2 separate regions of the Homo sapiens genome follow, and region 2 is linked to region 1. Evidence: chromatin contacts called from ENCODE Hi-C or POLR2A ChIA-PET data. All regions are on one chromosome and are shown on one strand. Each heading gives the region's core, a stretch centred on a gene start or an enhancer-like site at or near the end of the contact. The rest is flanking DNA. Distances are from core to core; before and after follow the strand shown.

Region 1 (5,666 bases), core at 2,608-5,107:
TCATGTTTGAATGAAGAAAAACAAAGAGTATCTGAAAATGTAAGATATTCTTGCTACGTATTTATTATTGCCCACTCTATAATCAAATGCATTTTGAGTAGATATCTGGCAACATTTTACTTGTAGAGGGCAGTAAGCTGGACTGCTTTGCAATCTGTTCATTCAGTTAACAAGGAAAATTTCTCAAACTACTCTCCTCTGCTGGAACCCTCAGTAAGAAGCACATTATACTCAGTATAAACTATACCACAAAATATAACACACACACACACACACACACACACACACACACATACTCATACCTTACCAGATTAAAAATTTAACAAAACAATATTTATTCTTACTAATTGTGATGTACTCCAGTATTCTCTATTTCCTTCTATTTTTATTTCATTTTTAAAATTAAATACTGACCTTCTAAGTTGAGCTCATGACTCCCTACTGGATCTCAATCTGCATTTGAAAAAACTTACTGGGCACTAGGACATTACTTTTCACAAAACAAAATATTTGTGGATATTTCATTGAATTAATTTTGACGCTGCTGCTGTTTTTTAAAACCATGGTGGGTGTTTTGTAATAATCACCTAAAAATCTTTCTTGGCTAAATGATGGCAAATTATGTTGAATCATATAAAATACAACAAATTATTTGGAGAGAGAAATCTTAGCCTTGCCTCTTATTACTGGCTTGGCCATCACCAAGCAGAGATGACCTATGTTGGGCGTGTGTCTTCATTATGCACCAAGATTCTCATAACTGGATTTTAAACCAGATTCAGACTTTAATTATTAGCACAGAATAACTGAATTCCAATACTTGTCAAGAAGAATGACCTCTCTTCTCCCTTCCCAAAAGCTTAGCTGTCAGAAATGACTGTGAAAGGGACAGGGACAGTGGCTCACTCTTGTAATCCCAGCACTTTGGGAGGCGGAGGTGGGTGGATGGCTTGAGCCCAGGAGTTCAAGAGCAGCCTGGCCAACATGGAGAAACCTGATCTCTACCAAAAATACAAAAGTAAGCCGGGCGTGGTGGTGTGCACCTGTAATTCCAGGTACTCAGGAGGCTGAGACAGGAGAATCCCTTGAACCTGGGAGGTGGAGGCTCCGCTGAGCCAAGATCACGCCACTGCACTCCAGCCTGGGTGACAGAGGGAGACTTTGTCTCAAAAAAAAAAAAAAAAAAAAAAAAAGAAAGAAGGAAAAGAAAAAAGACATGACCGTGAAAGGATGATATTTGGAATGTATATTAAACCTAAGTCTTTCTTTGCTGACTCCCCATTTCTACCCTTATTACTGTCAACATTATTCTTTATGATCTAAATTTACCCTGACAGAGTAAATGATATTCTGAATGAAGTTTTTAAACTCACCATCAAAAGTAGACTTAAACTTGGTATTGAATATCAAGAGCAGAAGAGACCAAGAAGTTTATTTATCAATAACAGGTTAGAGATCAAAGAAGAACACAGTAGCAGGACCAAGTTGAATACTTCAGGATGGACAGCCTGGTGTGTGGGCAGGTGGGATTGTGGTAGGGTTGGTAATGTAAATTAACAAAGGAAGGGGGGTGTTGGTAATTGAGATTAATAAGGAAGGGGCATTATTACTCTGGAGGCTAGGGGAGCCATGCCAGGTGTATTAGTCCATTTTCACACTGCTATAAAGACATACCTGAGGCTGGGTAATTTTTAAAGGAAAGAAGTTTAATTGACTCACAGGTCCACATGACTGGGGAAGCCTCAGAAAACTTACAATCATGGTGGAAGGCAAAGGAGAAGCAAGTACCTTCTTCACAAGGCAGCAGGAAAGAGAGAAGAGAAAATGAAGGCGGAAGATCCCCTTATAAAACTGTCAGACCTTGTGAAAACTTGTTCACTGTCATGAGAATAACACGGGGGAAACTGCCCCCATGATCCAATCACTTCCCTTCCTCCACACATGGGGATTACAATTCGAGATGAGATTTGGATGGAGACACAAAGCCAAACCATATCACTGAGGAAACCTGACTAGACAGGACAACTCGTTGAGAGTGGAGTAGCATCAGGGTACTGCCCATCCCTGCTAGGGTGAGCACGGTGACAGACTGTGGACCCAATACCCTGGATTGCCCATTGCCAAATCACCTGAGGAGAGCAATTCAATTTTAACTAATCATTTTTGCAAGCTTAGTTGTTCTAGCTGCTGAAAAAAAAAGCACGAGTCTCTTTAAAAGGAATAAAATTCTGACACATGCTATAACATGGATAAACCTTGAAACATTATGATAAGTGAAATAAATCCATTACAAAAGGACAAATATTGTATGCTTCTATTTACATGAGGTACCTAGAATAGTCAAATTCACAGACAGAGAAAGTAAAATAGTGGTTACTAGGGACTGGGAGGAGGCTAGAATGGGGAGCTGGTGTTTAATGGGTATAGAATTTCAGCTTGGAAAGATTAAAAAGTTTTAGAGATGAGTACTGATGATAGTTGCACAAGGATGCCACTTAATGCCACTGAATTGTATACTTTAAAATGATTATAATGGTAAATTTTATGTAATATATATATTGCTACAATTTTTTAAAAGAGTGTGGGTCCAGGCTGGGTGCGGTGGCTCACGCCTGTAATCCCAGCAGTTTGGGAGTCCGAGGCGAGTGGATTACCTGAGGTCAGGAGTTTGAGACCAGCCTGGCCAACATGGGGAAACCCCATTTCTACTAAAAGTATAAAAATTGACATATGATATGATATGATATGATATGATATGACATATCATATCATAATTTGTAAATTAAATACAAAGTAGGAGGTAATAAGTGCCAGAAAAAAGAAAAATATATGCTGTTTGAGTTTAGAATCAAGAACCTGAAGTGTGTGTGTGTGTGTGTGTACAAAGGGAGAATTAATTTGAGAAAGTTCCAAGTAATTATATTTTAAATATATATACTGAACACTTACATTATATATAAAGCACATATCTATTGTGCATTTTGTACTTTTTGCTTACAAAATTATATTATGACCTAAATAAATGAAATAGTCTTCTCTTTGTCTGCATTCTTATTGAGATCCAAGTCAACATAGTTGCTTAAAGACAGTTCTCAAACTTTTGATGACAGTAAAATTATGACATATGAGTCAGGAAAGATTAAGGAATACAGTATAAAGTGACCCTGTGCAACACTGGCGTGGATGTGGGAAGGGCTGGAGTTCAAGACCCACATTTGCGTAGCCTTGGGCACTATCTCACCAGGCCCCCATTATCTTATCTACAATATAACTAGTTTGGGCTAGATAACTTTCTAGCTCTGTCAGTCTCTGATTCTAGGGAGTAAAATAGTCTTAGCTGTGTTATGAATCCATCTATCTCCTTCACCGTAGCAATCACCAGCTTCCTTGGCCAATTGTTGCTGTGTCTCCGCACCCACCCACACTAGTGTCGCAAATCCCCAGACATATCATTTCATCTGCTTTTCCTTACCAGAAGAAATGAAGAAAGAAAAAGTGTTTTAACTTGGTGCACCACAATGTCACATTTGCTCCTCTATAGAAATGTGAGGAGAAAGAGTTTTCGTTTAATGGTGTAATTGCAAATGGACAACAGTTTTAGAAAACAGGAGTAATTTTAAGAGGCATGATAACCAGCTTCATAGTAAAGAAACAGTAAAAAGTAAAAACATGATTTTTCTCAGAGTATTCTTCACATTTAAAAATAGTTCTCTGCGGCCTTTTGGCAGCTCAAAGTGAAGAAATTCTTATGAATGAGCTGGGGAATCAAAGAGAGAATGTGTGAGCCACAGGCAGAAAGCAAGTTCCATTCTAGCAGCAGTTGGCCACAATCTGCTTTTCTGCTTGGGCCTCAGCTTTTGGACAGCTGTGTGCCTGAGACTGCAAGGTCATTTCTGGCCTTGCCAATGTTGCTTTCAGCTCTTGAGCTTTGGGCTGATTTGTTACACAACAATCACTAACCAACACAGAAGAAAATGCAAAATCTCCAATCCTGATATTAGACAATATTCTGTCAACAAAATGACCACTTATTATTAATAATAATGTAATAATTAAATCCCCTATATGTATTTCTTCAGGTCACTTTTACCTGAGTGGGTGGTGAAGAAGGAGGCTGAGTGAGCAGGAGACTTGGCCATATATGGTTAGAGCTGGTAGTTGGGGTTACGTGGCTGCCAAGCTTTCTGCTATGGACATTCTGTTTTTCCCTGCATGGCAGCAGCTAGAGTCCTAGCCCAGAAGTCAGAGGATGTTTACTCTAATTCTGTCTCTGCCACTTGCTGGTTGTGTGAACTTTGGCTACTCTCTAGACCTCTCTGGCCTCAGTTTCCTCATTCATAAAAAATACTGGCTATAATAATCCCTACCTGGCTGGCCTGCCCACTTCATTGGCGGGATCGAGTAAGATGATGATAGGAACACACAGTGAATACTGAAAGATAGTCATACACATACACACTCATGAGATGACGTGAGGATGTGATGTAGGATCTCAACTGAATACACTATAGTTTTGCCTGGACTATTCAAAATATCTGATAATATTTTCTGTTAAAAAAAAGTCAGTGTTTAGTATATGATGCCAAATCCTGGACTTCATTTTACAAAATAAATAAAGTTTTGTGTATGATAGTATATGTAATCAATGCTATAAACGGATTAATAATTGGCTAACCCTGGATAACCAATTACTCTGCTTCATAGGTGAAGTGACTGAGACTCTGAGAGATTAAGTAACTTCTCAAGGGCAACAGTTACTAAGCAGTAGAGCCAGAACTTATACCCAGGGACCCTTTCCATTATATCCCAGCAAGGTTTCTCAAAAAGATTGAAGGCAAGTTGGCCTCAAAGGCACACTTACATCACTGACTCTGAGAAGGTAGCTTTATGTGGGATGACGCCCAGGCATCTTCACAAGAACAAAGCAGGAAGCAAATCCCTTCAGCCAGGGAGTTTTGGAGATCTTTTTGTTTCTCTTCTTTGCCTGCACTAAAGAGCTGGTGAATAAACCATGGGGTTGGCAGGCAGTACTTGAAGGCACCATTGACTTCACAGTGAATGAATACTAGAGGTATCTTGGGTCTGGGCAGAGGGAGACCCCACGGATGGTGGTGGATGAGATTGTACTGATTTGGGGCCTCCCAGCCAGCACATGCACATAGCAGAGGAACATGGCTGAAGCTTCTTGTGTGTCACATCCCTGTCTGAAACATAACTGTCCAGACTGTAAGAAAGTGTTCTGTATGATGGTATTTTTCAGGTGTTTATGTTTTTGTGGTGGTGGTGGAGAGAAATATTATGCTTGAACCAAATAGAATCACGTCTCTCCTTCTTAGTCCTCTCTTCAAGCCCTTCCTCCCCCAACTCACCCCACCTTGCCAGTTGCATTTGTGAACTTGAGTAGCTCTCAATTCAATTATCAACAAGTGATAATACTTTAAGTGTTAAGTTGAATTTTAAAATGCATTCAAAATTATTAATACATAAGAATCACAAGAGCATATACATTTTAGCCTCAGCAGCTTAGGTAATTAGATAGATGGTTAATCCAAAAGGGACCAAAACTAAAGGTACAAGAAGTAGATAAATGATCCTGTCTTGTATTTTTTCTTTTTTTTCATAAAAATGAATTTTTAATTTCATGAGTATTAAAAAGAAAACCCAAA
Region 2 (5,370 bases), core at 2,474-4,973, 68 kb after region 1:
TTCTTTTCAGGACGTCATTTAATTCCACATTACGGCTTCAAAATAAAACACTCCCTACTTACCCACTTGAGGTTATTTTAAAGAGACATAGAGTAGAATCCATCCTCTTTTATGGTTTTTTTTTTTTTTTTTTGAATGTCAAACTTAGATTTAGATCTCCTGAGCTTTTTTCCTTAACTTTGCTTTTTATCCTTACTGGCTTCCCAGTGTTTAGAAGATGAAAGTAAAGAATTATTAAACATAGGAAGGAGCCACTTCCTAAGGCTATTCCAAAGATAGCAAAATAAATCTCACACTCAAAAAGCAGAGAGAGAGATAAAGGTGGCAGGGGGTGGTGGTGGGGGAAGAACTGAAGTAATAAACTGAAGAACAGTAAAACAATCAGTGCAAACTATTCCTGTGTCACTCCTCACAAGATAGTCTTTGCAATCTTCTCAATGCAAAGATGACAACCTACACGAAAGACGCCAGGGGAGCAGCTTTAATGTACTGCATTTGTAAGACACCTGGCTATGAGTTTGACTCTTGATCTTTCCAACAATTTAGACTCACAACACAAAGAGAAGCCATCAAAGAGTAGAGTGTAAAAAACTACAGGCACTATGGCAAACACTTTGGGGGAAGGAATTTTTTATTTTCAACACAAAACAATTACTTTCGTCAATGATAATGGAGAAGGAACTTTCATGAATAACTCCAAATAGTGGACACCCTGGCTGTCATTTATTTTTGGTTCTAGAATATCTTCTTAGAGTTTATGACTTTCATAATTAAGTCTAGGTAAGGCTAATAAGACTAACTTCAGTTTCTGCAATTGGAAGTCTCACTCCTTGAGAAAAGGAGAAAAAGAAAGGTAATCGGGAAGCCTGGTGAGGCTGGACCTGAAGGATGCACAGGCTGGGGACAAGGTAAGAGTAACCCTGACTCTCTTCTCTTTAATTCCTGAGGGAGGATGTCGTTACCATGTTGGAACTTGGAAGTGACAATTTTGAATCCTCTGAGTTGCTCAGCATTCCAAATACCCACTGCCAATTGCTTTTCAAATGCAGTGAATGACATGAAAAAAATTGGATACTAGAACTATAAACCAGTGTCACTTTCCAGGAGAAAGGGTGGCCCATATATTACAACTAAAAACTAGAACAGCATAAATACCCCAATGTGGAAACATGGCAAACAAACAGTGGTGTCTTGATGCAATTGTGAGGAAGGGACTATATGGAGCAAAGATGAATTAAAAAAAAAAAACAACAGAATTTAAAATCCTGCGCCCAGATGTAAAACTATACTTGTATAATCTATGAGGAAGGGGCTACAGTTTATTAATAGTGCCTGGGGGTTCAGTGGCTTTTCAGCTGTTATTTTATGTTGTCGTTGAGATTGAGTGTTTCTGGTTGGATTTTAAAATTGAGATGACCGTACTCGCTCTGGCAGCACCTATACTAAAACTGGAATGATTAGCATGGCCCCTGCATGAGAATGACATGTAAATTCATGAAGCATTCCATTTTTTTTTTTTTCAACATTTTTACAGACACTCGGGACTACTGGGAGTGGGGAGGAACAAGGGGTGAAAAACAAACTATTGGGTACTATGCTCACTACCTGGGTGACGAGAGCAATCGTATCCCAAACCCCGGCATCACATAACCATGTAGCAAACCTGCACATGTACCCCCAAATATAAAATAAAAGTTGAAATTATAAAAATAAAATAAAAGAAAAATAAAATTGAGATAACCGAAGAGATCATTTAAAAAACACAAACCCATTGTAAGTGCTTGCAGGCTTTGCTCCTACCTGTATCCATCTCATCCACATTGCTGAGGAAGTCCTCCGGAGTTGTGGGGACACTGTAGCACCCTAACCCCAGGCCACTGTCAGTGCTCTGCTCCCTCGAATGATATGGCCCTCTGCAAAGCAAAAGATGAAGAAACTTCAATATGAGCCCACTAAATAAATCTCAAAATTAAAACACAGTCACAAAAGCTCTAAACTAGTGCAGTTGTGCCATGCTGCCCAACTTTCCAGGTTAGGGAGGAAGGAAAGTTTTAATTTTGAAATACATACCCTCATGAAAATGAAAATAATCATGTGTGGCCATTCACAGTAAATTGACATTGATTTCCTTTTCACCTCAAAATAACCATTTGAACATTCTTCAACATACAGAGTATGACACCATTTATGTAAAACTTTAAAAAAAAAAAACAAAAACTATGTTGAATATTGCTTATGGATACATACACTAACGGGCAGTAAGGGGTATAAAAGTCTGTGTGATGGACACACGCCAGTTTCTGAATAGTGGCTACCACTGGGGACAGAAGGGAAAAGAAACGAGATTTCAGTGGTGGGGGGATGGCTTCAAATATTAATTGTAATATTTTATTTGTTAAAAAGTAAGATTAAATAAAACTATGGCAAATCTGGGTAGTGGGTACATGGGTAATTCATGTTATTCTTTGTACTTCTCTGTGTTTCAAATACTTTAAAATCAACAATTTAAAACCTCCATTAATTATTATTTCAGCTACTATTTGTTTTTATCTCTATCTTTAATAATGTTCATAATTGTATTGTTTGTTTGCCAGACGTCTCTGCAAGGGCAGAATAAAAGGCACAGGAAATACAGAATTGCCCTTTTTATTTGATTTAAAAACTACTTCTGCTCATGAAGATATTTCTGGCTAAATTCTCTTTCCCTTTTGCTCCTTTGTTTTAATTACTTTTTAAATTGTGAAATTATTTTAAACTCACATAGAAGACGCAACAAGAGTACAGAGCGTTCCCATGTACCCTTCACCAGCTTCCCCAGTGATAACATCTTACATAACCATAGTGCAATTACCAAAATCAGAAATCTGACACTGTAGAATATTATTTACTAAACTATAGATCTTATTCACATTTCACCCTGAACATCATCTCTTTTCTTTTCTTTCTTTTTTTTTTTTTTGAGATGGAGTTTCACTCTTGTTGCCAAGGCTGGAGTGCAATGGTGCAATCTCGGCTCACTGCAACCTCCGCCTCCCAGGTTCAAGCAATTCTCAGCCTCCCGAGTAGCTGGGATTACAGGCATGCACCACCATGCCCTGCTAATTTTGTATTTTTAGAAGAGACAGGGTTTCTCCATGTTGGTCAGGCTGGTCTCGAACTCCCAACCTCAGGTGATCTGCCCACCTCGGCCTCCCAAAGTGCTGGGATTATAGGCATGAGCCACCATGCCTGGCCGAACATAATCTCTTAATTGTTCTGTTCTCAATTTGCCATATGGCATGCTTTTATCCCCTGTTGGTTACATAAAACCAGAAGATTCTTCCAAGTATAAGTACTAGACGACACCATCATGTTTAAAAATATAAGTTCATGCCCATTTTCAAATTCTTGACTAGGGGTTTACTCTACGTCCTATCACCAATTTTTTAATTTGGAAATTTTTTAACAGGCAGATGATTTCCCCTGCTTTTCTTTTTTCTGCCAGCTCCTCCCACTTCCTCCCTTTATTCTCACCCTCAACCCTCAAGCTCCCCACCTCTTCCCAATGTAAACAAAGATCCTATTATAGTCTAGATCACATAATAAAGAGAATAAAAATAAGTGGCCCCCAAATATTAACTTACCCATTGAGGAAAGGATCTGAGCTATTATTAGTGATGGATCTCATGTCTGGGGTCATCGTGGGTGGGTTGACAGCAGCCTGAACTGGGGCAAGAGTCTCAGCTTCCATGGGGAGCTGTCGACAGAGGGCAGCTTCCTACAGTCAGAATGGGAAGCAAGAGTCATGCACTCATTGTCACAAGGCATGGAGCAAAGTGTACTTCACATCAAAACTTTTCACCAAATACAAAGCACTGTGTATTTACTCCCAGCAAGTCAAAATCACCAGGCAACCATTAGTATTCTTTCTCCGAAGAAAGTCTTACAGACATAAGTCACTTCACATTCACAAAGTTAATGGGAAGCTCAGCTATTATTTGATCTAAGGGCACTTAATGTTGCAATCATCCCACCCATGCAATTATTTAAACACCCAAATCATAGAAAGCCCTCTCAAAACACTTTGTCAGAGACAAGGCTTTTTCTATCTCAGGTTCTCAAACCAAATCTACATCAATCAAAGCAATCAGACTCCTCTGGACTATAAAGTACATTCTGGTCTTTGCCACTTACAGGCCAGTAAAACTGTGGAATTACAGAGTCCAGGCTCTACATTAAATTGCATCTGGCAGTTTTATGTTTACAGACAGGAAAGCAAAACAATGAGTTGAAAGTTTACTTTAAAAAGTCAATCAGTGGCCAGGGGTGGTGGCTCACGTCCATAATCCCAGCACTTTGGGAGGTCGAGGTGGGCGGATCACTGGAGCCCACAAGTTCGAGACCAGCCTGCAACATGGTGAAACCCTGTCTCTACAAAAAATACAAAAATTAGTTGGGTGTGGTGCTACTTGGGAGGCTGAGGCAGGAGGAGCCCTGTGCCTGGGAGGTTGAGACTAAAGTGAGCAGAGATCACGACACTGTACTCCAGCCTGGGTGACAGAGTGAGACGCTGTCTCAAAAAAAACAAAAAAACAAAAAAGTCAATCTATTTGACTACTTTGTTGACTAAAATGCTGAAGGTTGGGGAACCATGTAGATCCAATCCAAATCCCACAGACAAGTAACTGTTTCACAGCATATGGATTTCATTAGCAGAAACAAATAATACAAGCATTATTTTATAAAAGCTAGCATTACATTGCTAAGAAGAGTCTATCCAAAAGGCTACAAATTTACTGACTGCAACTACTTTCTCTAGGTATAATCTCCAGGAGTCTCTCCATCTTGACAAACATAACCAGACATCAAATTCCTTTCAAATTTGCTGATGTTTCCAGAGAATACTTTTGTATGTTTACATTTGCATCCCAAACCAAGGTTAGGCCTTTCCCCATATTTATGCCTATCAGTTTCCCACTTTCCATGCTGAAGTCATTGGTCTCACTGTCCCTCAAACCCTAAAACCATGGCTACAATGGCAAACAGAACATTTAGGACTTCTAAATTACAGTATCTTCGTTAGATCTCTTCCAGCCCTAACATGATGTGACTTTAGAGGGTAGCTGCTGTCTAGACAAGTCCTAGTGAAGTCATCGGCTATAAAAATTTTCAGTTACTAGAGTTGGTTGCACTGTTACAAACCATGAGAGACCTGATTGATTTAAAAAAAAACTGTATTGTTAACTTATACTGAAATAAATCTAGCTGGAAAGGGTCTTTGGCTCACTTCTGTTCATCTAGATTGCAAATAATCAAATACTTAACTAACAAATTTTATTCAGGAATCTACAAAAAGCAAACCAAAAACTGGAGATTTTTTTGGTAAAAAGT

Evidence for each region. Hi-C counts contacts between places; a loop is a spot of excess contacts on that map. ChIA-PET counts read pairs that join two places held with the same protein, here RNA polymerase II (POLR2A).
Region 2: a map of endothelial cell of hepatic sinusoid shows a loop between it and region 1 (2.6-fold over the local background). The contact joins two enhancer-like sites. A Hi-C loop is called at or near these places in 1 of 168 maps with a recorded cell type or tissue (endothelial cell of hepatic sinusoid). POLR2A ChIA-PET finds 5 or more read pairs at or near these places in 3 of 52 experiments (K562, activated naive CD4-positive, alpha-beta T cell and endothelial cell of umbilical vein).

The regions. Positions count from the first base shown.
Region 1 is chr3:149,456,459-149,462,124 of GRCh38, forward strand. No RefSeq gene overlaps it. Among named protein-coding and RNA genes, the nearest start is that of TM4SF4, 15 kb to the right of the region's middle. Within about 2 kb of position 3,858, at least 8 of the 41 ENCODE cell types and tissues checked have a DNase peak (open chromatin) inside an H3K27ac peak, as active enhancers do.
Region 2 is chr3:149,524,213-149,529,582 of GRCh38, forward strand. It overlaps WWTR1 (WW domain containing transcription regulator 1), which reads right to left. Exons shown (of 7, transcript NM_015472.6): 5 at 3,624-3,757; 6 at 1,801-1,913. It also overlaps the pseudogene RNU6-1098P. Among named protein-coding and RNA genes, the nearest start is that of TM4SF4, 52 kb to the left of the region's middle. Within about 2 kb of position 3,724, at least 6 of the 41 ENCODE cell types and tissues checked have a DNase peak (open chromatin) inside an H3K27ac peak, as active enhancers do.